Regions from separate parts of the Homo sapiens genome. Here region 1 is linked to region 2. Evidence: chromatin loops called from intact Hi-C (ENCODE). Cell type or tissue: endothelial cell of umbilical vein. All regions are shown on one strand. Links, peaks and the distances in the headings refer to the core of each region. The heading gives the core; the rest is flanking DNA.

Evidence for each region. A loop is a pair of places that touch in the nucleus more often than their neighbours do. Peaks named below come from ENCODE experiments on the same cell type or tissue, not always from the same donor. Only the 100,000 strongest peaks of a DNase experiment are listed, where the experiment ranks them.
Region 1: a loop joins it to region 2, with 5 times the contacts of the local background. A loop is called at or near these places in 1 of 110 quality-filtered maps.

What each region holds. Positions count from the first base shown.
Region 1 is chr5:163,699,175-163,712,366 of GRCh38, reverse strand. It overlaps LOC102724458 (a long non-coding RNA gene), which reads right to left and starts at 3,201. Exons shown (of 6, transcript XR_941167.3): 1 at 3,126-3,201; 2 at 1,337-1,455. In endothelial cell of umbilical vein, for the core only: no CTCF peak of the experiment used is centred there; DNase peaks (open chromatin) are centred at 5,786 and 6,206; H3K27ac peaks cover 2,500 bases.
Region 2 is chr5:163,962,175-163,975,366 of GRCh38, reverse strand. No RefSeq gene overlaps it. Among named protein-coding and RNA genes, the nearest start is that of LINC03000, 330 kb to the left of the region's middle. In endothelial cell of umbilical vein, for the core only: no CTCF peak of the experiment used is centred there; no DNase peak of the experiment used is centred there; H3K27ac peaks cover 812 bases.

The DNA.
Region 1 (13,192 bases), core at 4,503-7,002, 260 kb after region 2:
GGGCTGATAAGAACCTACATGATCTCACCCTTCATCTCTGAGCTCATCTCCTACAACTCTTCCTTCCTCTTCCCACCCTCTAGCCACACTGGCCTCCCTACTGGCCCTAGATGGAATTAGGCAAGCATTTGCCTCAGGGCCTTTGCACTAGGGAAGTTCCTAACTTCCCTAGACATTCACATTGGCTTGCTGCCTAGCCCCCTTCCCATCTATCCTTACAAGTGACCAACTCAGGAAGAACTTCCCAAGCTTGTCTTTTTCCTGTCTAAAATTGCAGGACTCACTTCCACCTTGCTTATCCCTTTATCTCTTCTCTGCAATCTTTCTTCTGAGTACTTATCACCATGAGGCATTACTTGTTTATACATTTACTTTCTCCCCCCCTTATTTGAATATACTCTACAAGAGGGCAATCATTTTTGCCAGTTTCTTTTTGTTGTTGTTCACTGCCATTTCTCCATACCCTAGACCAGTGTCTGACGTATAACAAACACTGAATAAATATGCGTTAATTTTTTTTTGCCATTGTACTGGTCTTTGAAATCCCAAGTGCAAGAATTATTGCATTAATCATCTATGCGAAAGAACCTCACAGCACCATCAAGTAAAGATACCGGAAATGTGGTCGACCCACTCTCAGACGCCTGAATAGAAAACTTCTGGGCATGAAGATATTAAAGAGTAAAATTGGAATTTGTTTTTTTTCCATAGTTATTAGTATTGAATACTAGCCCTCCAGTCATAAAATGCAAGGCTGGCTTTTACTCGTGAATCAGGCTGGAGGGGAAGAAATCAAACCAAGATGCACATTTCATACTCTGGCACCATCCCTTGGATATAAGAGACAGTTTTGTTGAACAGCTAAAACAATGTTTTTAATGTGTAAATTCCAAAAGAAAATTAAAACTGGCAGCTAACTTGATGTTTAGAAAAGAAAAAAACCTCCTGTTCAGCAATCATTAAGATCTAGAGCTGTGGTAATTCCCTCTAATAAAATAATTTATGATTTTCTTGGAGTTGAAAAAAGGATGGTGCACCTGAGCTTCTGATTTATAAAAAATGCATTTCAGGCTCTTTTTTTTTAACTGCATCTTTATTTCAGTTTTACAGTTCCTCCGTCAAAGCAAATAATAATAGTAAGTGCTTTACAAGAAGGTAAAGGCCACAGAAGGAGGAAAGACAGATACAATAAATTGAAAAGAGAAAGGGGTGGACTTCTGGAATCATCTTGGAGAGCTCTCAGGTGTGACACAGTGGCCTTCCCTGACCACCCAACCTGAAGTGTTCCCCCAGCATCCCCCAATCATTCCATTTTAATTGTTGAAAGATAACTCACCTGATTCTTCCTATGCATTATCTGTCCTCAACTCTAGGAGTCCCAAAGACAAGGACCAATCTCTTTGGTTTGCCAGTGTCCTCACAGTGACAGGAATGACACCCAGCAAAGAGCAGCTGCTGAATACAAATTTGCTGAATGAATAAATGCATTAAATATTTTAATTTTTTTCCTCTTGTACTATACCCAAGTAGGAGGTATGATGTCAACTCTTGTCAATTAATGAATTAATCTGAACAGCTAAGAAGATTTGAGAGAAACACATGCTTTTGTAAGGTCTAAGTTCTCCACATAAAAATTAGTGCCATATAAAAGAGAGTCCTGTTAAATGTAAGCTCATCCCTGCTGCCCTCCTTAGCTCCCAATACAATAAATGAAACGTACATTTCTGTTGGCTCCTACTTGCTGGTGACATTTAGTTTTAATTCAAACCAGTCTTCATAAATTCTGGTACTCTGCACAACATCTTAAATGGCTCTATTCTTTATTCAAAATCATCCCTCTCACTCCCAGAATTGTAGTAAATAGACCTTCTAAAGGGGAAATAAAACTATTTCAACAATAGGCCTATTTCAGCAGTTTTTCAAAAGGTATTTTTTTCATTCCCTTGGTGAGAGTTTTCGTTTTATGCTTGGAAAGTTGTGTTATATATACATGTATTTTAGTCCAAATGGATGTGGCGTTTTTGTTGTTGTTATTGTTGATTTCAGCTTTTCTATTTTCCACTTCAGTATGTTTGCAAAAGCAAAACTTCATATTTCTCTTATTCCTCCATTTGTGAGTCTCCATTATTGAACCCATGTTCTCTTTTAAAGAAAGAATACTCAAGATACTCTGATTTGTATTTTCCCCAATGGAAAAAAAAATTGAACTTATAGATCAGAATATTTATAGCACATAATAATCTCAAATAAGCTTTCATTTTTCTACACAACTTTTTAGGAGTGACTTACATGCATAAAAACCTTTTCTAACTTTTTCTTCTTACATACTGTAAAAATCAACCCGGAGTCCTCAGAATCATAATCTAGCCAGAAACAATTCCATGCTATCTCTGCAACGCCAGGAGGGATTACTATAAGTGGGGGTGAAGGGAATACTTCAAGAGCACGGTTCTTTTTCTCCTGTAATCAACAGCTTCAGTACCACCAATCCCTCTCTCCAGCCCAAAGCCCCAAGGTAACTCTAAGCCTTCAGAGTATTAAAACTTAGGGTTTAAGTTGATCCTAAAGAAATAGTCAGAACTGTACACAAAATGTGTATACACAAAGGTTTATCACATTATTCTATTATACTAGCAAAAATATATATAAACATGTACCCATACTGAAGGAAAAAAAAAGACTGGAATGAATGAAATAAAACAATTTAACACCATGATGAATCTGAATGGAGGAATTATCAATTTTCCTTGTTTTCCTCTTTTTACTTTGTATTTCTAACTTTGTGCAATCATCTTGTATCACATTAAAAATCAATTTAAAAATATTTAAGAAAAAAATTTTAACAAAATTTTGAGCTAAGGTGGCCGAGAGCCAAGCCAGACAGTTGGAGGAGAAACTTCAAACCATGGACCAGACCGTCAAGTCCCTGATGGCCTCAGAGGAGGAGTATTCCACCAAAGAAGAGAAATATGAAAAGGAGATGAAACTGCTGGAGGAGAAACTGAAGGAGGCTGAGACCAGAGCAGAGTTTGTCGAAAGGTCTGTGGCAAAGTTGGAGAAAACCACCGATGACCTAGAAGAGACGTTGGCCAGTGCCAAGGAGGAAACGTGGAGATTCATCAGACCTGGGACCAGACCCTACTGGAACTCAGCAACCTGTGAGGCTGGCCCTGCCCGCAGCCAAGCTATAGTTGCGGCCCCAACCGAATCAAACTGACAAAACTGACGTTACCAGCCAAACAACAACAACGACAACTCACCTCATGCCTCTTTTTCCCTTATTTTTACTTATTCTTTACTAAAAATATGGATCAATTCTAATACCTAACACATTAACTGCGTCCAGTTTTGTTTCTTTTCAGTCCTTATCCACAGACATGTCTATCTGATGTAGTTGCAAAGATGTTAAAAGATTTTACATTTTACTCTCTATTTAATTTTATAGATGAGACTCTTATTTTAAACAATTGTATGTTTTAATTCAAAGAAAAAAGTAATTCTATGAGGTTTTGACTGGAGATAGCTTTCCACCAAAGTATAAACCCTAAAAGCAAACACAGCTATAAAAATTAATTACACCAAATTGCTTCAGCAAGGTAAACAGCAAACCCAGGACCAAGTGTTAAAACTTGAGAGAGTCAATTATCAAGCTATCTAGTAAAAGCCTCCAAAAAATCGATAATCCTCCAGCCTGACTTTCATGATGACATTAGAAAGAGCATTTAACTTTTTTATATAAAGAACAATCTCATGGAAAGCTGGTCTATGTTAATCTTTTAAACCTATTACCAACATTTTATGCATCATAATCCTAGCTAAACCGGAATATATACATATATATATATATGTATATATATATATATATTTAGGTTCGCGCAACAACAGCACTTTCTAAAAGGGTCCCTGCCAGGCAATAACACTATTCATTTACTAAATATTGCCTGGGGAGCCAGCCATGCATGACTCATTAACACAGATGGAAGTTTCACATTATATCCCAGGTCCGTGGAACAAATGGAGTGACCCGTTATTGTTTCTTCTCCTTTCATATCTATGTAATGTGGATTGTAAAGAGAATTTGATCTGCTCTGCTTTACTCCACTGCCAGATGCCATTAGATTCATATTTTGAGTTTGTTTCTCCTTTGTACCCAGGTATCATTTATCCTCATGAGTATACAGGTAGAGAAAAATCCACACCTTAAGCCATTATCTTAAAAATAGTTCTTGATCAACCTGTTATTTCTCAATAATTTTTTGGTGAAATTGCAAGTAAGGAAAATTTGATACTCAGAAAAGTTGTTACGTAGCCTATAAACTTGTACCCTGATAGTACCAAACATTGCATGTTCTCACAAAACAGAGGAGAATTATTTTATAACAGAGTAGTCTAGCAATTTTCTTTTTCTAGTATTACTATTTTCTAGTATTACTATTACTCATGCAAATAATGAAGTTAACTTAAGGCTCTGTAAACAATTAAGTAAGAAACACTTGTTTCTAAACCTCTAACAACATGATGAAATGAATTACAGCCTATCTAACCAAGAGATTATATCAAAGCCATTGACTATGATGACATAGGTCTCTATTTATTGTCCAGGACAGATGCTTAGAATATATGACCAATTAAAAAATAAACAACAGGTCAATATGCTATCTAATCCAATTTTGTGCCTCTCTATGTGTGTGTTAGAATGCAGCACCAAAGAACAAAGAATACACACCAAAGCTTATCAGTGGTTAGCTATAGGTGGGAAGACTGCAAGTGATGCATTACCTTCTTTTCACCTGTTCATGTTTTCTGTAACCACAAAGACAAGTCCTGCTAAAAAGCTTGGGGAAAATGTCATAAAGAGAGAGGGAGAATGATTGAAAACTTCAGAGACGGATAAGCCAGCTTGTCCTTCGCTTTGATATTAGACACATAGGTGCTACTTTACATAAATGATAAATTCATTGATTTGGGTAAGAGTCAAGAATCTAACAATCAATTTGCAACTACCAGGATACAGACAGTTAAACCTTAGAAAACCAGAACGTCTTTGCCATTCTTTGTCCTGTGGTGCAGACTAGTTCAATTTCCTTACCTACATGTCCTCCATTAATTGCCTTTTCAATGGATTACTAATAAGTTTTTGATGTTAAGCAAACATCAATGCTCCTATTAAAGTGAGACCAAACACTGTGACTATTTGTTTAATAACACAGTCTGAATGAAGGACGAAGTTCAATTAGCACTGGAGCTGATACAGGCTTCATTAGGAAGGAGAGACAATTAACAAGTGGAAGGCTGCAGGAGGCACTGATGTGCACGTCATGCAGCAAGCAAAAAAGGACAAGCAGCACAGAGTTTCTTTGAAAAAACTGTAACCTGAAGACTTCAGACAGAAAGAAGGATCATTAGCACAAAATTAAGCCCCCTAATAGGGTGATCCTTATCCAGCTAGCTCCAGAAGAAATATGAGGCCAAATCACGTAATCTAACTAAACTGCAGGGTATCAGGACAATTGGAAGGAACAGGAATTATCTATCAGGTAGAACTTCACTTAGCAAAAGATTTGGTTCACAGACACTGTTCCATGGATGCTACTGAGCACTATTTTTGGAGTCAGAGGACCGACCTGTACCATTAACTAGCTGTGTGACCTTGAACGAGTCACCCAACCTCTACAGTAATCTGTTTCCTTTTTTGTAGAAAATTAGGGGAATAAACAAATGAGTTCTCCTAGCTCAAAAATTCCATCTTTTTTTATCCTAATTACTCATTCTTATCCTAGTTATCCAGGAAATCATAAATTGCTTTGTCATTAACAGTAATCATATGATTTTCTCAAATGGAATGTGGTAAGGGTGAACAAAAATGCCACAATATTTTAAAGATACATATGGACAAAAGTTTTATTTCATGACTAAAACCCCAGGATTTCTCTGATTTGTTCTAATTTCAATATACATCCTCTTTATTTTAAACCAATATGATAAGACAGATTTTTTTAAAAAAACATCTTTTCTTTACAGTGTTGAGTGTTTACAACATGGTGCCAGATATTTGGAAAGAAATAAGTGTGGCTGAAGTACGAAGAGGGGATTATTTCATCTATTAAATTGTTTAATGACAACTCAGTCACACCCCAAGGTCACTCTTGAAATCACAGCCTTGCAAAGTGGCCCACGAGACTCAGACCAGCTGCCTAGTGTCTCCTTCTCTTCCAGAGCTCCCAGGAGAGACAAAGAGCCAGCCAGCCTTCCACAGTAGAAACAGCAGACAGGAACACAGAAGCATTTTGAAGAGGGGCATGAGAATACTAAAATAAAATAGGCAAGGATATAAGATGGAGGACTGGAATAACGAAGGGTTTGAAAAGAAAAACAAGTAAGCAGTTTCACTTTTAGAAACTTATTCTCCAGAAATATTTATTCAATTGCGTAAATATTTCATTCACTCAACACTCATTCAACAAATAAGATGTGATAGCATTTGAACAGAGACCTAAAAGAGAAATGAAGAAGTCAGTCAAGCAAATATGGGGGAAGAATGGTTCAAAGGATTGTAGGCAGTGGGAACAACAAATGCAAAGATCTTAAGGAGAAATTGTGCTTATGATATTTAAGAAATAGCAGATATTTTAATGTGGCTGGTGTAATGTGAATACACGGGAATGCGGTAGAAGTCAAGGTTGGGAAAAGTAGTAGGATGCTGGCTCAGGGAGGGTCTTAAAGACCATGGCATACACTTTGACTGTTAGTGACTTAGATGGAGAGTCTTTGAGTAGAGCGATTTTTATCTGATTGAGTTTTAAAAAGATCATTCTTGGCTGCTATTGGCAAGTAGAAAAACAAGTTACAAGGTAATGACAATAGTTCAGATGAGGGGTAATGGATTGGATGACAGTGAGAAGAGGTGATTAGAAATGACCAAAATGACCAATGTCTGCATATATTTAAAAATAGAATCAGTGGAATATGCTGATGGATTTTATGTGGGTATTAGAGAAAAAGAGGGCATCAAGAGCAATATCAAGATTAAGCCTGAACTTGAGAAAAATGGAATTGACATTCACAGACATGATAAAGTCTAGGATATTCATTTTCATATAGTTTCCTATATTCCCATGAATGTAATCTAAATGGCCATGAATTGTGGAATGACTACAGAAATGATGCTACATCCATACTATGGAACCAATAAATTAAGGCAGAACCACACATCCTTTCATGGAAAGACATGCATGACATATAAATGAATCAGTCATGAGTTACAGAATATGTTCACTGTGATGTTATTAATATATATTTTATATCTATATCTACATAATTAGAAATAATATTCAACAAACTTTTTTAAACTTAAGACAGGATCTCTCTATGTTGCCCAGGCTGGTTTCAAACTCCTGAGCTCAAGTGATCTTCCTGAGCCTCCTGAGTAGCTGGGACTGTAGATGTATACCATCACCCCTGGCTAAACACAAACTTTTAATAATAGTCATCTCTATGAAAATTGGTAAGTGGAGGAGGGGTTTTCATTCTCAACTTGTGTTTTACCATTGTTTGAGGTTTTAAAAATTTAGCAATTTTACTATGGCTTTTTAACATTTAACATGTGCAATTTTTGTAATTAAAAAGTTGTCTTCTTATTAAATAAACATAAACAAGACTGCCTAGCCAGTGGAGGGGTATAGGATTGTGGTTAAGGCCTGAGATTTTGAAGTCAGACTCTAAATTCAAACACCGGCTGTACTGCTTATAGGCTATGTGACCTAGAGAAAATTGCTTTACTTCTTTGTGCCTCAGTTATTCTTGTTTCAAATGGGATAAGAGTAGTGTCCATCCGAGAAAGTGGTTGTGAGGATTAAACAGGATGATCATAAGGTTCTTAAAACAGTGACTGGCACATAGAATACACTAAACAGGAATGTTATGAATAATACTCTACCATGAAATATACCAACATAAAAGTTATAGAGTGATTTATTTTTATAGCATGAAAAAATATGTGTGTGGTTAGGGAATGTGTGCAAAGGTGGTGGGCTGAAATAGGAGAAAAATGGTAATCGAGGAAGCATAATTTGATAGCTTCAAAGATCAATAGAATGAGATAATGTTGAATTTTTAAAAAAAAGGAATCCCCATGACAAAAGATATGCATATTCCAGTTCAAAATATCAGACTGATTACTTTTTAAAGAGACTTGATCTTTTTTGAAATGTTGCTGCTATGATTGGGGCTAATCTTTTAGTACTCTTTACCATATATGCTAGAACAGACGGTGGCCCAGAATATGAGTCCTCCATTTTCTCAATATGAAGATTCCCGAAATGTTTTTTAGCCAACTTCAGTATATTAACTTCAACTTAGAGACAAAAAGTTAAATATTTTCCTCTAAGGTTTATTTTTTGTACATTTCTATATGCAAGTGTATTTAAAATCACATATTGTATGAAGTACATTAATTTAGACATAGTTTAGATATATTACTCCTTACTATCCTCACAATACTTGGAATAACTTTCTTGGAATTCTTCACATGCGTCTTCATCATCATGTCATTATCATCTCTGGATGCATATTTTGAGATGTCTAACAGTCTTCTAGCACTCATTATATTCTCTTCCATCTAAGTTGTTTGAAATTGTGCATGATGCGACTGGTAGCAATATCACCTCCTGCCTCAAGTACTCATCAGCATTACATTGAGGCATTTTCTCTTCATCCTATAGAAGTAGATACCTAATCTCCACAACCCAAACACACAGAATTTTCCTTTTTAAAGACTCTTTAAAGATTTTGTTCACAGTGACATGCAATACTTGAAGTCATAATGTGAAATCTCCAGGAACATTTACTAATTATTTCTTAATTTGGGAGGCTTCTTTTCTAAACCTATCATGGCAGATGATCGCTTTAGGTATGGAAAACTCGCATTCACTGAGGTCATTAGGGTTTCTGTGGTTTTATGTGCTATTGTACAGCACATCTCTTATGAGAGATTCCATAATAACTTTGTAGTAAAAGCCACCCCATCTTCTGGAGGATGATATTTTGGGGGAAAGACAGCTCTTCTTATGTTGAGGCACCAATCAGGCAGTATGCTAAGCCTCTTATCATATAATGTCTTTTATAAACATCAGAATATTTCTGTGAGGTAGTTAATATTATTGTTGCAATTGTCCATATGTGAAAACTGAGGCAGTTAAGTAACTCGCCCAGGATCACAGTGCTAAACAGTGATGAAGTAAGGACTTGAAACTCCAAAATCTTAGGCTCTCAGCCATGACTTTTTATAGTACTACCAGTAAAGCTATTGGCAAAACATCCCGTTTTGATGAAAGGGTGAGAAAAAAAGAAAGAGAAGGATCCAGAAAAAAGCATGTATCTTTTCATCATAAAAGATCAAGAATTCAACGGGAGAGGGAAATATGGTCAAAGCTGGAGGGTTTTTTTAAATCAACATAATTATAAATCTTCATGGACCAAGGAAAGAGCAATCTTTCAGACACAAAGAGACACAGCTATTTCAAGATATTTTTCTATAGATGACATTACAGAACCACGGGGAGTTAAGTTGAGTAAGATTTTTCTAAAAATGCAACTTGTTAGGGCCTGGAAGTTTTACTTAAGAAAACATTAGAACATAGCCTTTCTGGTTTCTTAAAACAAAAAGTAAAGTGTTGGCCAAGGGAAGTGTGATTTTTCCTATGAGTAGAAGTTCTACATAACAACAGTCTCTGACATCATTGGGCAGAAGTCATATTGGACAGAAGTCATATTGGACAGTCAGCTGTGTAAAAAGAAAAGAAGGAGCGAAAGTCAACAGTCAAGTCAAGAAAATATGATTCAGCTCTCTTGTAAGCTTAATCAATTATGTTTAATCAACTATGTTTTGTGGAACATGCTGGATTATTCAATGTATGTATCTTGAGAACAAAATAATGTCTTTTGCAGCAACTTAGATGGAGTTGGAGGCTATTATACTAAGTGAAGTAACTCAAGAATGGAAAACCAAAAACCATGTGTTCTCACCTATAAGTTGGAGTTAACCTATGAGGATACAAAGGCATAGAGTGGTAAAATGGACTTTAGAGACTCAGAAGGGTGAAGGAAAGGGGAGGGTAGAGATTTTTAAAAAAAACTACACATTAGGTACAATGTACACTACTGGAGTTATAGGTGCACTAGAATCTCAGAATTCACCACTATATAATTCTTCCATGTAACAAAAAAAACAACTGCACCCCAAAACTATTGAAATAAAATTTTTTAATGTACCCTGAGTGTTCCTTACGTGACTAGAACCTTGTTACACATTTCAGGTTTATAAAAAATAGTCTCTGTCCTCAATCTATTTAAAATTTAAGAATAGTTATCTTTGGACTCTGGAATTATGTTGATTTTTATTTTTCCTTTTGGACTACATTTTCCAGCTATGTTAACACAAATTCATATGAGGAATAGATGAAATTGATACACCGGTTTTTTAATGAAAATTAGTTATTTCATTCATATGATTATTTTAAGCGATGTCTATTTTTATGGAACCTTTACAATACAGTTGTGTCTGAAAACAATACACTACTTATTCAACATTAAATGGTTCTTATTTAGCTAATTTATTGGTATCAAAAGGCAATACGTAATTGAGTGCCAAATGAATGTCAAACAGAGTCACGAATGCAGTGGAGAGATCACTTCTGCCTAGACTTGTCAGGCATACATTGACAGAAGCTTCAAGTTTCCATGAATGAACGGGAAGCAGGAGAGAGCGCAGACAATCAGTGTCAAAGGCCCACAAAAAAGTAAGTTCAAATCATAGAACTTGGAATAGGTGCAACCAAGGGGTGGTGAGTAAACAGTAAAGAGGATTGAGAGCGTTCCTTGGCCCAAATCCAAGGTCGCCAAAGCCTTTCCCTTTTAAGTTTTCTCCATTCTGATGTTTGAACATCCACTTCTTAGACAAAAAGAAAGGCCATCCTCCCTCCTCCTATGGCACATGATCTGGCTACTTTCACTCCATTCCTTTTCACCTGCAAGTCTTCTAAGAATTGGAAAGCCCATCTACCCTTCCTAAGTATGGGAGTAACAGGTAACCACATCTAGCCAAAAAGCAATGAAGATGTTTCTCTGTTCCAGGTGCTATAGTGAAAAGAGCATGAGACGAGATGCTCTCATGGGGTGGATGGGAAATCAGACCTAAGTTTCAGTCCTGTTTTGCTTACATTACTTATATGTCAGAGTCACAGTCTTTCCATCTGTAAAATGGAGTGGTTATAATATGGTTGGTAAAAAATTAATTTAGAAAAAAAGTAAAGCCTATAGGGTGTTTAACATCACTGGCAAATAGTTGGAACCCAAATAAGAAAAAAAAATGGTTATGAAAATGAAGACAAAGAAGAAAAGGAGGAAGGGAATGAATTAAAGTAAAGGCAGAAATTCACTGGAGACTTTCTTTTTTCCTGGCAACCTTTATTTGTTGAGGGTCAAAAACAAATGATTCATAAGGAAACCAAAGGGGAAAAAATGTGTTTGCAAAGCTGATCTACCCTAAATTTCAGTCTGTCTAAATATTTTCAGTGATAGATCTCTGCAGTATTTCACAACTTGAAATTTTGAAAATTTTCATGTAATCACTTACACAGAATCAGGAAATACCCATATTAATTTAATTTCACCATTTAGTGCAAGAACCCTATTCCCTTATACTTAATGATATGGAAGTTCTTGTATGTCCCTTAAATTTTTTATTATGGGTTAAAACTGCCTCAAAAAGTAAACGTTTCATCATACATATACTGTATCAGCCAATATATCCAAACAAAACTGGTGTAGTCATTCATCCATTTACTTTTTTCATTCATTCATTCATTTGTTCATACAACCAATATTTATTGAACAATGTCTGGGTCAGGAACTGTCTTCGCTTCCAAGGCTGTAACAATGAGCAAAAGAGATGCAGGCCTTGCCCCTCCTTGGGCTTGTAGTCTAGTGGAATCACACATCACTCAGTGAGGGTACACAAGGGACCATTCACCCAACACCTGGCACACCAGACTGCATGAGGCACTTTGATGCATCCTCATTTAACCCCACAGCAGCCAAGTGAAGTAGGACTCCTATTATTCCCCCAAATTTACAAGCGAGAACCACAAAACTCAGAGCTTAAATAACTTCTCTAATATAAGCATAAGGTCAGCCCTAGCCAAAACAATTAAGGTAACTGTGATGTAGCTGATCCAAGATACTGTCTTACTCTCCTCTTACCATACACAGCCCCTGACTGGCCTTTATCTGTTCTCCTTAAATTCTGCTATATGAAGGATTATCCATTCAGCCAAATTGGTGTTCATTAAAATTTTATTCCAATAAAGAACATTCCCTAAAGTTCAGTCATTCTCAAACGAGAGCAGCATTAGAACAGTCTGGATGGTTTTATTACAACACAGCTTGCTGTGCTCCGCACCAACATTTTATCAGTAGGTCTGGGGTGGGCTCACAATATTCATTTCTAACAAGTCCCAGGGATTCTGACACTACTAGATCAGGAACCACATTTTGAAAATCACCGCCCTCAACTATTGAAAATAAGAAATTGGGCTTCTAACCCATCTAATATTAAGAATTCAAAGTCAACCATAACAAAAATCCACAAAACTCTTCTTGTAACCCACTTAAAATATGGGCACAGGGATAGCCAGAGCACATGAGAGAAGTTTGCTTGCTTAAACCATATTGCAGGTGATACAAATGAGATTCAAAAAGTTATGTGGTTATTGCTTATAGAACCAGGCTGGGCACAGTGGCTCATGCCTGTATTCCCAGCACTTTGGAAGGCCAAGGTGGGTGGATCACCAGAAGTCAGGAGTTTGAGACCAGCCTGGCCAAAATGGTGAAACCCCATCTCTACTAAAAATACAAAAAAAAAAAAAAAAAAAAAAAAAAGCCAGATGAGGTGGTGGGCACCTGTATTCCCAGCTACTTGGGAGGCTGAGGCAGGAGAATGGCTTAAACCCTGAAGGTGAGGGTTGCAGTGAGCCAAGATCGCACCACTGCACTCCAGGCTGGACAACAGAGTGAGACTCCATCTCAAAAAAAAACAAACACAAAAAGAACCAGTGACAAGGATGAGGCCTGGAGTCAAATATATATAGACCAAGTATACTGCTAACTCCTATGCCAGAACTTCCCATGTAGAGAG
Region 2 (13,192 bases), core at 5,482-7,981:
AGCTTTAGAAAATGGTAAAGAAGATAAAACCCAAGCAAATCTAACGAAAAAGAAAAAGATATAATGAACCTCAGGTCAATTCTTGGCTCTACTAGTTAATAGCTGAATAACATCAAAGTAGACATTTAGCCTTTCTGAACCAAAGACTATGCTGGCTCAGCTAATTCCCATCTGCATAGAAAAAAAGCTTCAATTGTTCCAACTCATCTTCTATTCTAGAACATTTAGATTGTTAATGATGTTTTTGACAATTGTAGCTTTTAAATTAAAAAAAATTGGAACAATTTTAGAAATGAAATTTAAGCCATTTCATTAAACTGTATGTCCTTTTCTGATCTTTTTCTCTCCAGTTTTATTGAGGTATAATTGATAGATGAATGGATAAAGAAAATGGGATATTTATTCATCTATATCCATATAAAAGACTATTATTCAGTCATACCATAGAAAAGAAGGAAATTCTGCCAGTCGTGACTACATAGGAGAACCTGGAAGACATAATGCTAAGAAAAAATAAGCCAGACACAGAAAGAAAAATACTATATGATCTCATTTATATGTGGAACTAAAAAAGTCTAACTCATAGAAGTAGAAAATAGAATGGTGGTTGCCAAGAGCTGGGGGATTGGACAAAATGGGGAAATATTGGCCAAAGGGTATAATTTTCCAGTTATGCAGGATGAATAAGTTCTGGAGATCTAATGTACAGCATGGTGATTACAGTTAATAATACTATATTGTATACCTGAAATTTTTTTAAAGGATGGATTTTAATTACTATCACCACGAAAAAAGTATGTCCTTTTAAAGACAGGAAAAGAATATATATATATATATATATATATATATATATATATATATATAATTACACTTCTCATACCTGTGCACGTTACAGTGAAAAAAATGAGTACCTATAGCAAAACAAGTTTCTGTGTCAAATTCACAAATTGCATTTCTAATTTTTTGCCTGTTGTGTTAAGCACATTTTTTCTATCCTTATCGGTAATAAATAAAGTGAATTTGTTTTTCTCGAAGTCTGCTTGAATGTTATGGTTCTTATATTTTTTGTCATGCAACTTCATTGTCAACTCACAGAGCAGTTCAGCAACAAAATCAATACTCCTTAATTTTCTGATCGTTGAGTAGAGTCAAGAGAGTACTGCTCTGCAGTTAGACAGACCTAGCCCAAAGCCTGGGTCAGCCTTTCGTTTGCCATGTGATTCTGGGTTACTTTACCTGAGTTTGTCTAGGTTTCAATAGCAAATGCCTTCTCGATATCCATTCTCTGCTTTGGACTTAGATATAAACCTCAATCCATTTGGAACATTAATGTTCCCGATTAATATTCAACTTCCCATAGGTTAATTTTAGTCAGGGGGAAGGAAGAAGCAGCTCCTGAGTAGGGTTTCCAAGAAAGCTCTCAGTAGGGGCAGAGTCACGTGGCTTTCCATTTTGGCCCTTTGCTCTTTCACCTTCTCCCTTTTATTCCTTGTCTAGAATGTAGACACAATGGCTGGAGGAGCATCAGTCATACTGGGTGTGACTAAGGATGTCAAAGTAGAAAGGTCAACAGATTTCTTATGACACCATGTAGCAAATGCATCAACTCTGGACACTATACCTGTAAACCCAATCTCAAGTGATTAAGCCTCTATTTTATAGGTTTTCTGTTGCTTGCAGAATGTGCAGGCAGAGCACAGTCCAGTAATGTTTCCTCTCTGATATTATCTGAAGACAGTGATTGCATTCATCCCTGTGTTTTTTGATTAGCATAAAGTGGGTTTAAATGTTAACAACTATTATTAGCAGGGATTCTGTCATAAACCCTAACAAATAGACACCTCTGAGACACCTAATTTCTGAGGCAAGACATGAATGGGGGACGAATATGTATATGTGAACCCAAATGTAGAGGTATACATACCTAAAGCTATTTAGTTTGATAAAATCTGATTGGTTTCTACTTACATCTTCATTCGCCTAGGGAAGGCTTCTATATTACACACTTAACCTTGAAGCTACTGCCATTCTCCCATGGTCTCAAAGAAGTCAATAAGTAATTGATAAAGTTTCTGTCACTGTGGGCAATTAATAGGAGTTACACAGCATCGGTTACATCAATTTTCCTGTGTCTGAGGAGCAAAAAAAAAAAAAAATTGATTTTGCAAACTTACTGGTGCATATTGATTCAATGCCTAACCCTAGGCCATTTCTATTTAACACTTTTGTGCAGTCATTGAGAAAAACCTCAGGACTGTCAAATAAAATATAATTATGTGGACTTTTTATCTATTACTCTGCAAGTATTTTTGGTATCAGTAATGCACTTTCAAGTTGGGAGATGTACTGTCTCTTAAAATGTTTATATATTAAGAAATAAGAATAGGAAATGGCTAAAATCATTATTCACTTAAGTCTGAAATCTCTGATGACACATTTGCAAAGGCACTATAAGTATGTGTTTTTTTGAAAAAGAATAGTAATTGTGTGTTTTATGTATCTCTCATAGGTTTCAATAACTAGCTTGAGATGAAGGGATACAAATATGTTTCCAACACTTTATTTTTGGAGGTACTCTGCCTGCTCATCTTCCTAGCAAGGCCTGAGGTAGGAAGCGGTAGCATTCAAAGAGAAGGAAGGCAACTGAATTTAGCAATAATAAACCTTAAAAGCATATCTAAAATGCCTTTTTTTCAAATAATTCCCTATCAACAAATATGCAGGAACCATCAGTCCAGGTCAGGAATGTTCTGGGTCCTGGGGATAACACAGTGAGCATGACAGATGAGACTCCTGCCCTCATTTAGATTATATTCTAGAGAAGTACAGATTTATGGGAAGGGGGAAGATTGGAAAAATAATAAACAAATAAACAGTATAGTTTCAGATAGTGTTAATGCTGCAAGGAACAATCGAGCAATGGATGAGATAGTAGGTGCTGTGAGTTGGAATTTGCCATCTAAATAGGGTGGTCAAAAAGTCTTTTCAAATGAGGCAAAATTTGAGCTATAACCTGAATGACGAGGAGGTTGTACAAAAACTGGGTAAAGAAAAGTCTGAGAAGAGCATTTTTTCATGTGTCTTTTGGCTGCATAAATGTCTTCCTTTGAGAAGTGTCTGTTCATATCCTTCACCCACTTGTTGATGGGGTTGTTTTTTTCTTGTAAATTTGTTGGAGTTCATTGTAGATTCTGGATATTAGCCCTTTGTCAGATGAGTAGGTTGCAAAAATTTTCTCCCACTCTGTAGGTTGCCTGTTCACTCTGATGGTAGTTTCTTTTGCCCTGCAGAAGCTCTTTAGTTGAATTAGATCCCATTTGTCAATTTTGGCCTTTGTTGCCATGCTTTTGGTGTTTTAGGCATGAAGTCCTTTCCCATGCCTATGTCCTAAATGGTATTGCCTAGGTTTTCTTCTAGGGTTTCTATGGTTTTAGGTCTAACATTTAAGTCTTTAATCCATCTTGAATTAATTTTTGTATAAGGTGTAAGGAAGTGATCCAGTTTCAACTTTCTACATATGGCTAGCCAGTTTTCCCAGCACCATTTATTAAATAGGGAATCCTTTCCCCGTTGCTTGTTTTTGTCAGGTTTGTCAAAGATCAGATGGTTGTAGATATGCGGCATTATTTCCGAGGCCTCTGTTGGTCTATATCTCTGTTTTGGTACCAGTACCATGCTGTTTTGGTTACTGTAGCCTTGTAGTATAGTTTGAAGTCAGGTAGCATGATGCCTTCAGCTTTGTTCTTTTGGCTTAGGATTGACTTGGCAATGTGGGCTCTTTTTTGGTTCCATATGAACTTTAAAGTAGTTTTTTCCAATTCTGTGAAGAAAGTCATTGGTAGCTTGATGGGGATAGCCTTGAATCTATAAATTACCTTGGGCAGTATGGCCATTTTCATGATATTGATTCTTCCTACCCATGAGCATGGAATGTTCTTCCATTTGTTTGTATCCTCTTTTATTTCACTGAGCAGTGGTCACTGGCCATCAGAGAAATGCAAATCAAAACCACAATGAGATACCATCTCACACCAGTTAGAATGGTGATCATTAAAAACTCAGGAAACAACAGGTGCTGGAGAGGATGTAGAGAAATAGGAAAACTTTTACACGGTTGGTGGGACTGTAAACTAGTTCAACCATTGTGGAAGTCAGTGTGGCAATTCCCCAGGGATCTGGAACTAGAAATACCGTTTGACCCAGCAATCCCATTACTGGGTATAAACCCAAAGGATTATAAATCATGCTGCTATAAAGACACATGCACACATATGTTTACTGTGGCACTATTCACAATAGCAAAGACTTGGAACCAAGCCAAATGTCCAACAATGATAGACTGGATTAAGAAAATATGGCGCATATACATCATGGAATACTATGCAGCCATAAAAAATGATGAGTTCATGTCCTTTGTAGGGACATGGATGAAGCTGGAAACCATCATTCTCAGCAAACTATCGCAAGGACAAAAAACCAAACACCGCATGTTCTCAGTCATAGGTGGGAATTGAACAGTGAGAACACATGGATACAGGAAGGGGAACATCACACACCAGGGCCTGTTGTCGAGTGGGGAGAGCGGGGAGGGATAGCATTTGGAGATATACCTAATGTTAAATGACGAGTTAATGGGTGCAGCACACCAACATGGCACATGTATACATATGTAACAAACCTGCACGTTGTGCACGTGTACCCTAAAACTTAAAGTATAATAAAAAAAAATTCCCCAACATAAAAAAAAGAACGGTCTGAGAAGAAAGAACAGCTTGTGCAAAGACCCTAAGGCAGGGAAAAGCTTGAGTTGTTCATGAACCAGATAGAAAAGATAGTGGCTGGAGTGAGCAAGGAGTGAATGGTGGAGGGTGAGGTGAGATCTGTCAACAGAAGCCAGATCATAAAAATATTTGTACTTAACAGACAACACTGAAATGGCGTGGATTTTATTTTATGTGACATAAGTTGCCATTGCAGGGCTTTAGGCATGAGAATTTCTGAACAAAGGTCACGTTTTGTTTCTTCGATCTCAATGTCTCTAATTAATCCTATGTTTGATAGGAATTAATTTAGTTATAAAAATATAAAGAACGTAATTGCTTGACATAATTCCTCAAAATTTAAATTTTTTGATACTTTTCTTTAAAATAGTGGTTCTCAGATGGGGGCAATTTTGCCTCCCCAGTGACATCTGGCAGTATCTGGAGACATTTTTGGTTAACCCAATTGCATGGTTCTACTGGCATCTAGTGGGTATAGACCAGGGATGCTTTCAAACAATGCACAGCTACCACCATAAAAATATCTTACTTACCCCAACTTTTAATAGCACCAAGGTTGAGAAATCCTGCTTATTATAAATGAACTCACGCAATAGAATTTGAAGGATGCTGACAACATTTTTGTTTAATATATAAGAAATGATTTGTATTTCACTTGATGCTGGTCTTGTTATTTACTGAATGTTCCAATACCTCCCCTATAAACAAATACATAAATATATAAATAGAAATAGAACAGAAGCCAAACAATTCATTCCTGATGCTACAGACTAAAATGTCCTCCTAAAATTCATATGTTGAAGTCCTAACCCCCAATGTGACTATAGCTGGAGATAGGGTCTTTAGGAGGAAACTAAAGTTAAAAGAGATCATAAGTATGGGACTCTGATCTGATAGGACTATAGCCATATAAGAAGAGGAAGAGAGAGAGAGAATGAAATCACTCTCTCTCTCTCCCCATCAAATGAGAATGCAGTGACAAAGTGGCCATCTGCAAGCCAGGAGGAGAGCCCTCAGCAGAAACTGAACCCCTCTGGGCTTTGATCTCAGACTTTCCAGCCTCCAGAGCTGTGAGAAAATAAAAATTCCAGTGGAAAACCACCAGGACTATGGTATTTTGTTAGGGCAGTCCAAGAAGAATAACACACTTGAATATGAGCTTTCCAGACAGTGATCAACACAGAGGGAAAAGGGAGAACTTCGGGAATTAACACTAACCCCTGTGATTTACTTCAAAGTCATAGTGACTCTCAACTCAATGGTTATCAAAACTATTAAATTCAATTGGATGGACAATCAAGAAATGTATTTCCGAACTTTGCCCTGGGGTAGAAAATCTACAGTGTTCCAACAACCTTATTACCAACAGCACCCTCCTGAAATCAGTTATCCAGTAGATGACTAGGGAAATACTCAAACATATGGCTGTATTAAATAAAGTAGCAGTTATGCTATGTATATTTCCATTTTAGAACAACCACATTTATAGTGTGAGATTTATTCTCTAATTGAAATTTATCATCATTTCATCCTGAGACATTTTTCCTGAAGACGTGAAAGTATTTTATGTTTCAGCAATTGCAATTTTATTCTTCATAATTAATAACACAATTGCTGTGTATTTCTTATTTTATATGCATTACAGGAGTTTTGACAGTTGGAAGAATTTGCAAAATGTATTATGTTGTGTTGCTTAATACCTTATTAGGGAAACTGACTTGTCTCCAAGGCAGTTCCGTTTGCTACATTACAATGAGACAGTAAGTTACTTTGACAGGGAAACAGGAAAAGGAAGGCTATACTTATAAATATAAATAAGAGCCCAGACAAAAGAGAATTTTAAATTATTCCATAACTTACATGATGATTAAGAATCCTGATCATCATAAACATAAAACTCAAATACAAGGTGATTTTCTTTTTCCTCTGATATCTTTATGAACGCAATCAAGAATTTGATACAGTCTTTGCTAGCCAATATTATAAACACTGATAATGTTTATGAATACATATGTCTCATTTCCATTTTTAGCATTTACATATCCCTAAAAACAAATGCCCTGCAATTCTGCTCAACTTACATATTTTTAAGAGTCTACCAGAACCTGTTCTCTTCTGCAAGAATAACAAAACAAGCTTATTTCATGATTATGTGTAATTATTCTTGTGTAAAATATTTATAAAATTGATGTACTATGTGACTATCTTCTTCAACATGCAATCTAAGAACATAAGGAGGGTGAGGGCAGTAAGATGTTGCTCAAGATGGAGATTTGTTATTAAATTGAAAGATTAGAAAAGCAAATAATTTTCATGCCAAGAGAAACAAAACTTTCTACTTTCCTGATAAATTGTTACAGTTTTAAAGTTAATCAATTTTATTTTGTGAGTGTCCCATGCAATATTTATTTAACCATCTTTACCTTGAAAAAGTATCTTTCCTTTCTGCTTTTCCTCTTCTCTCAAAAAGAATAGAAAGAAAGAAAAAAAGAGAAAGAAAGAGAGTGAGTAGGGGAGAAGGAGGATGAGGAGGTGAAGGAAAAAAAGAAAAGTAGGAGAAAGTAGAGGAAAGAAAAGAAAGGGAAAAACTTGGAACATAGGAAGAGCTTGGGCAGTTTAGAACGCATTAAAACACACAAACCACACACACATACACACACACACACACACACACACACACACACAGAACTAGGTTTCAGGTTTTTTCAAGAGCAAGGGAAAAAAATAGGGAATCATAAAGTCAAATTGCAATAACGACCATTACACCATATTGTTTGTCAATTTTCACAGCCCCTTAAAACAAAGATTATATTAGTCATAATCAGACTTGTGCCCTTCTGGGCCAATCTGCTTGGGCAACTGATAAACCAGGCCTGAGCACTCAGCTTCAGGTAGTTTGGAAAGTATAGTAAGATCTGGGAGCATACCCATAGCTGCTTTTGAATGTCTTACACTGCTGCACAATATGTCATTTTTTAAAGATAAAGAAATAATACCTTCCAGCAATCATCTTTCATCAGTCATTTGGGGCTCAGTAGAAATTAGGTTCAAGTTGCCAGGGCCTGGTGTGAATGTTCCTTTGTAAACATACCTGGGCTTCATGCTGCTTAGCTATGTGGCTACTTGCATGATTTATAGCCTCAACGCTTGGCCCAGGATCCTAGAAAATCTATGCCCAACTCTACATTTCATCCTTTCACTTGGCTGAACATTCACTTTAAAGAGATAATCTTAATGATTTTATGTTTCCACTTTCTTTAAATTGCTTTTTTGTTTAAACAAATATTTAGTGAAAAACAAATGACTTTATTCTCCTCTCTATATTTTGAACCTTACTCTTCTTTCCTTAATCCCCAAATCAGGCAAAAAGAAAAAAAAATCATTTCTTTATGTCACATGTTGCTTCTTTTAATCACAGCTTAATTTTTTATCTTCATAGTATGGCGTCCCTTAGCAAACAATGTGTGTCTTTGTATTGAAAATTATATTTCTCGTAACATCCCATGTAATCAAATAATTTGTTCTTTTTATAAGTAAAATACTAGAGGCCATTGCCAAACCATTAAGAATTAAAAGAGGAAGTTAGCCAGTTGCAGTGGCTCACACCTGCAATTTCAGCACTTTGGGAGCTGAGGTGGGCAAATCACTTGAGAACAGGAGTTCAAGACCAGCCCAGGCAACATGGCAAAGCCTCGTCTCTACAAAAATACAAAAAAAAAAAAAAAAAAAAGAAAGCCAGGTGTGGTGACATTTGCCTGCAGTTCCAGCTACCTGGGAGGCTGAGGCCAGAGGATCGATTGAGCCCTGGAGGTCAAGTCTGAAGTGAGCTAAGAGGACACCAATGCATTCCAGCCTGGGCAACAGAGTGAGACTTTGTCTCATAATAAAATAAAATAAAAATAAAGGAGGAAGTTGCAATTTTGTAGGACAAATACATCTAGAGATCTAAAGAACAACACGAGGAATATAGTTAATAATATTATACTGTATATTGAAAATTTTCTAAGAAAGTAGGTTTTAGGCGCACTTACTATATGCAAAAAAGATAACTCTGTGAGAAGACAATTACATGAATTGGCTTGATTACAGTAATCATTTCACTATGTATCTGCAAATAAAAACATCACGTTGCATCCCTTACATATAACAATAAAAAAGAACTAGAGGAGGAGCTCCAAAAATGTATCCATAAAGTAAAATATGTTTAAAATGTAGGTACTGCTAAAATGTACATATATATTATATATATCAAATACATATAACATGTAATTATGCATATTATTACATATAATAAACATGTAATTATATATTAAATACATATAATATGTATTATATATTAATTGCATTATTGATTATCTTGATTATTATACAATTCCAAGTGTGGTGAGGAATACTGGCAAAATTATGACATATCATGACAGCTTTCACCTACCATCCAATTTGTAGTCAATGCCATTGCACGGCCTCTGCCCCTCTCACCTTAAAGGAAATGTTCTGGTGCTTATTATTGCTTTAATTGCATCTTAAGAAACCACCTGAGAAAACGTTGAATAAGTCAAATGAATGTACCTCTACTGGCAGAACTCCTGGTATTCCCAAGATGACAGTAAAAAAGATATAGTAATCAATAAGAACTCCACATCTTCTCAACTAAACTATATGATTTGAACATCCATTTACTCCATCAACAAATGTAATGCTGAATTGAGTTATCCAAAGATATTTATACATTACAGACTCTTGTTCTTTTACACTCTTAATGAGACAGGTAAAATAAATTACTATTATGCAGCTATCAATATAGAAACACCCATTTTGTAGGTTGCCTGTTCACTCTGACGGTAGTTTCTTTTGCTGTGCAGAAGCTCTTTAGTTTAATTAGATCCCATTTGTCAATTTTGTCTTTTGTTGCTATTGCTTTTGGTGTTTTGGACAAGAAGTCCTTGCCCATGCCTATGTCCTGAATGGTAAGGCCTAGGTTTTCTTCTAGGGTTTTTATGGTTTTAGGTCTAACGTTTAAGTCTTTAATCCATCTTGAATTGATTTTTGTATAAGGTGTAAGGAAGGGATCCAGTTTCAGCTTTCTACATATGGCTAGCCAGTTTTCCCAGCACCATTTATTAAATAGGGAATCCTTTCCCCATTGCTTGTTTTTCTCAGGTTTGTCAATGTGCACATGTACCCTAAAACTTAAAGTATAAAAAAAAATATATATATATATATATAAAAACACCCATGAGTAACTATGAATATGAATTGATAGAAGAAAATGAAGTCCATTATTCCTTTAATCTTAATTTTTTCTTAAGATATAAAAAGTTGCTAAACCACCTTAAAGATAAATATAATATGCAATAAGATACAAACTGTGACACTTTCTCTACTTATCTGCCACCATGATATCTTTTATGAAGATAGAAGCAAAAATAGCAGCATTGGCAAAATCAAGTTCCCTAAAACACCATCCCTGAAAAAAAAAAAAAAGCTTTCTCATTATTCTTTTTCCAGGGAATAAAAATATCACCATTGTGTCATGTTTCTGCAGGACTGCAAGTAAGTGGCAAATCCAGTTCTAACAGCACAACTCCGTTTCAAAACAACTGCTCATTTCGCATCCTTCTGAACAAAGAATGGCACATGATATGATTTCTTTCCACTTCACCTGCTTGTCCCTTTGAAGAGTTGCGTTTGACATTCTGTGACAAATCACCTTCCTTAAGGCTCTTAAGTCACATATCACCTATTGCAGACAAGATTTAAGTCCTGTGCAAGAGTTATCACTCTACCAAGCCAAAAATGTGCTTTCCAGGAATCCTCACAGCCTTCCTGAAACCTGAGCCCTGTGCAGCTGGCTTCCTGGAAGGCCTTTAAAATAGACAGAAAATAACTTTGTTTCCCCATCTCACAAAAGAACTCACTATAGTCTGTAAACTAGATTCATAGGAATTTTCTCATGTGGGGAAAATACATATTAAAATATGGATTTACTATATGCTAATTGTTTTCCTTTGTAGAAAATGAATTAAGATTAGTTAAAATTATAGAATCCTAACACTATTTTTGGATAATCAATGTGAAATAAAAAAATCAAGGCAAATATATACTTTGAGAAAATAGAGATATATCAGACATCTTTTTTGCATACACATGCTGGTGGAAATGAAAGAAGTGCTAGAATCTAAACTTTTTTCTCTACTTGCAAATATGGAAGTAGAGAAAAACTAGCAAGTATACAAGCAGTCAGTGATATAAATATAGCCTTTCTATATTTATAGGTTTTTGTTGCTATATTTCTAAGGTTTTTGTTCATATTTTTAACAACTTCCCTCATATTCTTCACAGTATGTGGGGCAACTGACCCGGTGCCTAAACAATTTCCATGAAAGTATCCAATAATCAGTCTAGCGGTTTCTCGGCAACATACCACAGATGGCTTACGCAATTTTGTGGGTTTAGAAAAATGAGCCAACTGAATATTTTAGGTACAAATAGATATTCACAAAGAAAGCCAACAAGGTCTTTAGAAACAACAAATAGAAGTTTCTGCCTAGAGTTCGTTGACCCCGCCCTCTAAGTAGGCAAGCCTAAGAAAACATTTGTATGTACGAGAGTTCCTGGTTTCTGCACGCTTCTCACACGTACTACCTGGCTTGATCATCTGTTATCACTTTCCCAAACCAATCTCTTCCTTATTTTTATGTGGAAAAGAGGCAATCCCTAAGAAAATATACAAAAATGAGGTGTTGTATGGGTGCAGTAAGCATGTAACGGATGACTTATGGCAACCATCTGAAATGAAGCAATTTTGCATTTTCTAAGTCCATTTACTATACCCCTGCTAAACTCTGGAGACATTGCCAAGACCCTAAATGTTTAACTGTGTCTGGAAGACACTATGAGATGAACTTTTTATAAAGTAATAAGTTTCCCTGGGCGTATCTCTTGCTTCCAGGTAACCATAGCTATGATGGTCATTAATATAGTTTGATGGAAATGCCCTGAATGTCTTGGTTGCAATTAAAATAAATAAGAGGATGCCAGGGGTTACGTATAACCCTCCTTACCCTCTAGGGTAAACCAATATCAAGCTTTGCCTGAAGTACTTTTCATTATATGTACCTCAGTCTTTGGAAGGATAATTATGTAGAATAAAGATGGTTTTTAAAAAAGCAACTAGTATTGGCAAAATATCAAGATTCCTCATATATTTAATAGTAGACAGACTTAGCTACATTAAAGTAATAAAATGTTATTTTAATAATATCCTAGCTGGTTGTCTTACCTCTGAGAACTTCACTATATTATTATTAAATTAATCTTCCTAATGCTTAGGATATACCACCTCCTCCTTGAAATCCTTTAACGCATCCTTACTAGACACTAAATAGATTCCAATATTCTTTCCTAGAATTGGAGATGTGACAAGTCTACCCTACAGACCTGTCTAACTTTAACTCCCACTGCTACAAGGGATAAATCCTCTCAGTCAAATTCTTCTACATATTGATGCAAGAACAAGATGTCAACATTCCCTTAGGAACTTTGCTCACACCATTCTTTCTGCCTGTTCACTCCTCTCTTCTGCATTGAGAAGGGTCACCCTTTCTTCAAGCCTTCCACAGATGGTGTCAGAATTTGGTGATGCTAATAATATGAGCTTTTCAATACACAGAGCTATTCTTCTTATTATCTACCAATTGTGCTTAGAATGCCTTGACTGTATCAGAATTTTCATTCTCATTATGAAGACATCAAATTCACAAAAATCATTTCATTCATTCAGTCCACATATATTTATCAAGTGCCTATAATGTGGAAACAGTGTTTAACAGAGGCTGACATGGGCCTTATCCTTATAAAGGGATTTCTGGGAGATGGATGAGGGCAAAAACTAAACTATGAGGCATGTATTGTAACGATTCAGTTTCAAAAACGGACAAAGCGAAGCTCAGGAAAGAGAAGTAACTTATCTAACTCTACACATTAAGCACAGTTGAACGTCACTTTCCAATTTATTCATGTGCTCTTACTCCTTTGTCTAACTCGATTATCTAAATTTTTATGGTATGTATGCATGCAACTTTCATTCAACACTGACTATATTTTGATTTGCATTGAAATTTAAATTATATGTGCATACTTCCTTCCCAAATAAAGTATTAAAACAGATATATAGACCAATAGAACATAACAGAGGCCCCAGAAATAACACCACACATATACAACCATCTGATCTTTGACAAACCTGACAAAAACAAAAAATGGGGAATGGATTCCCTATTTAATAAATCTTGTTGGGAAAACTGGCGAGCCATATGCAGAAAACTGAAACTGGACCCCTTCCTTACACCTTACACAAAAATTAACTCAAGATGGATTAAAGACTTCAATGTAAGACCTAAAACCATAAA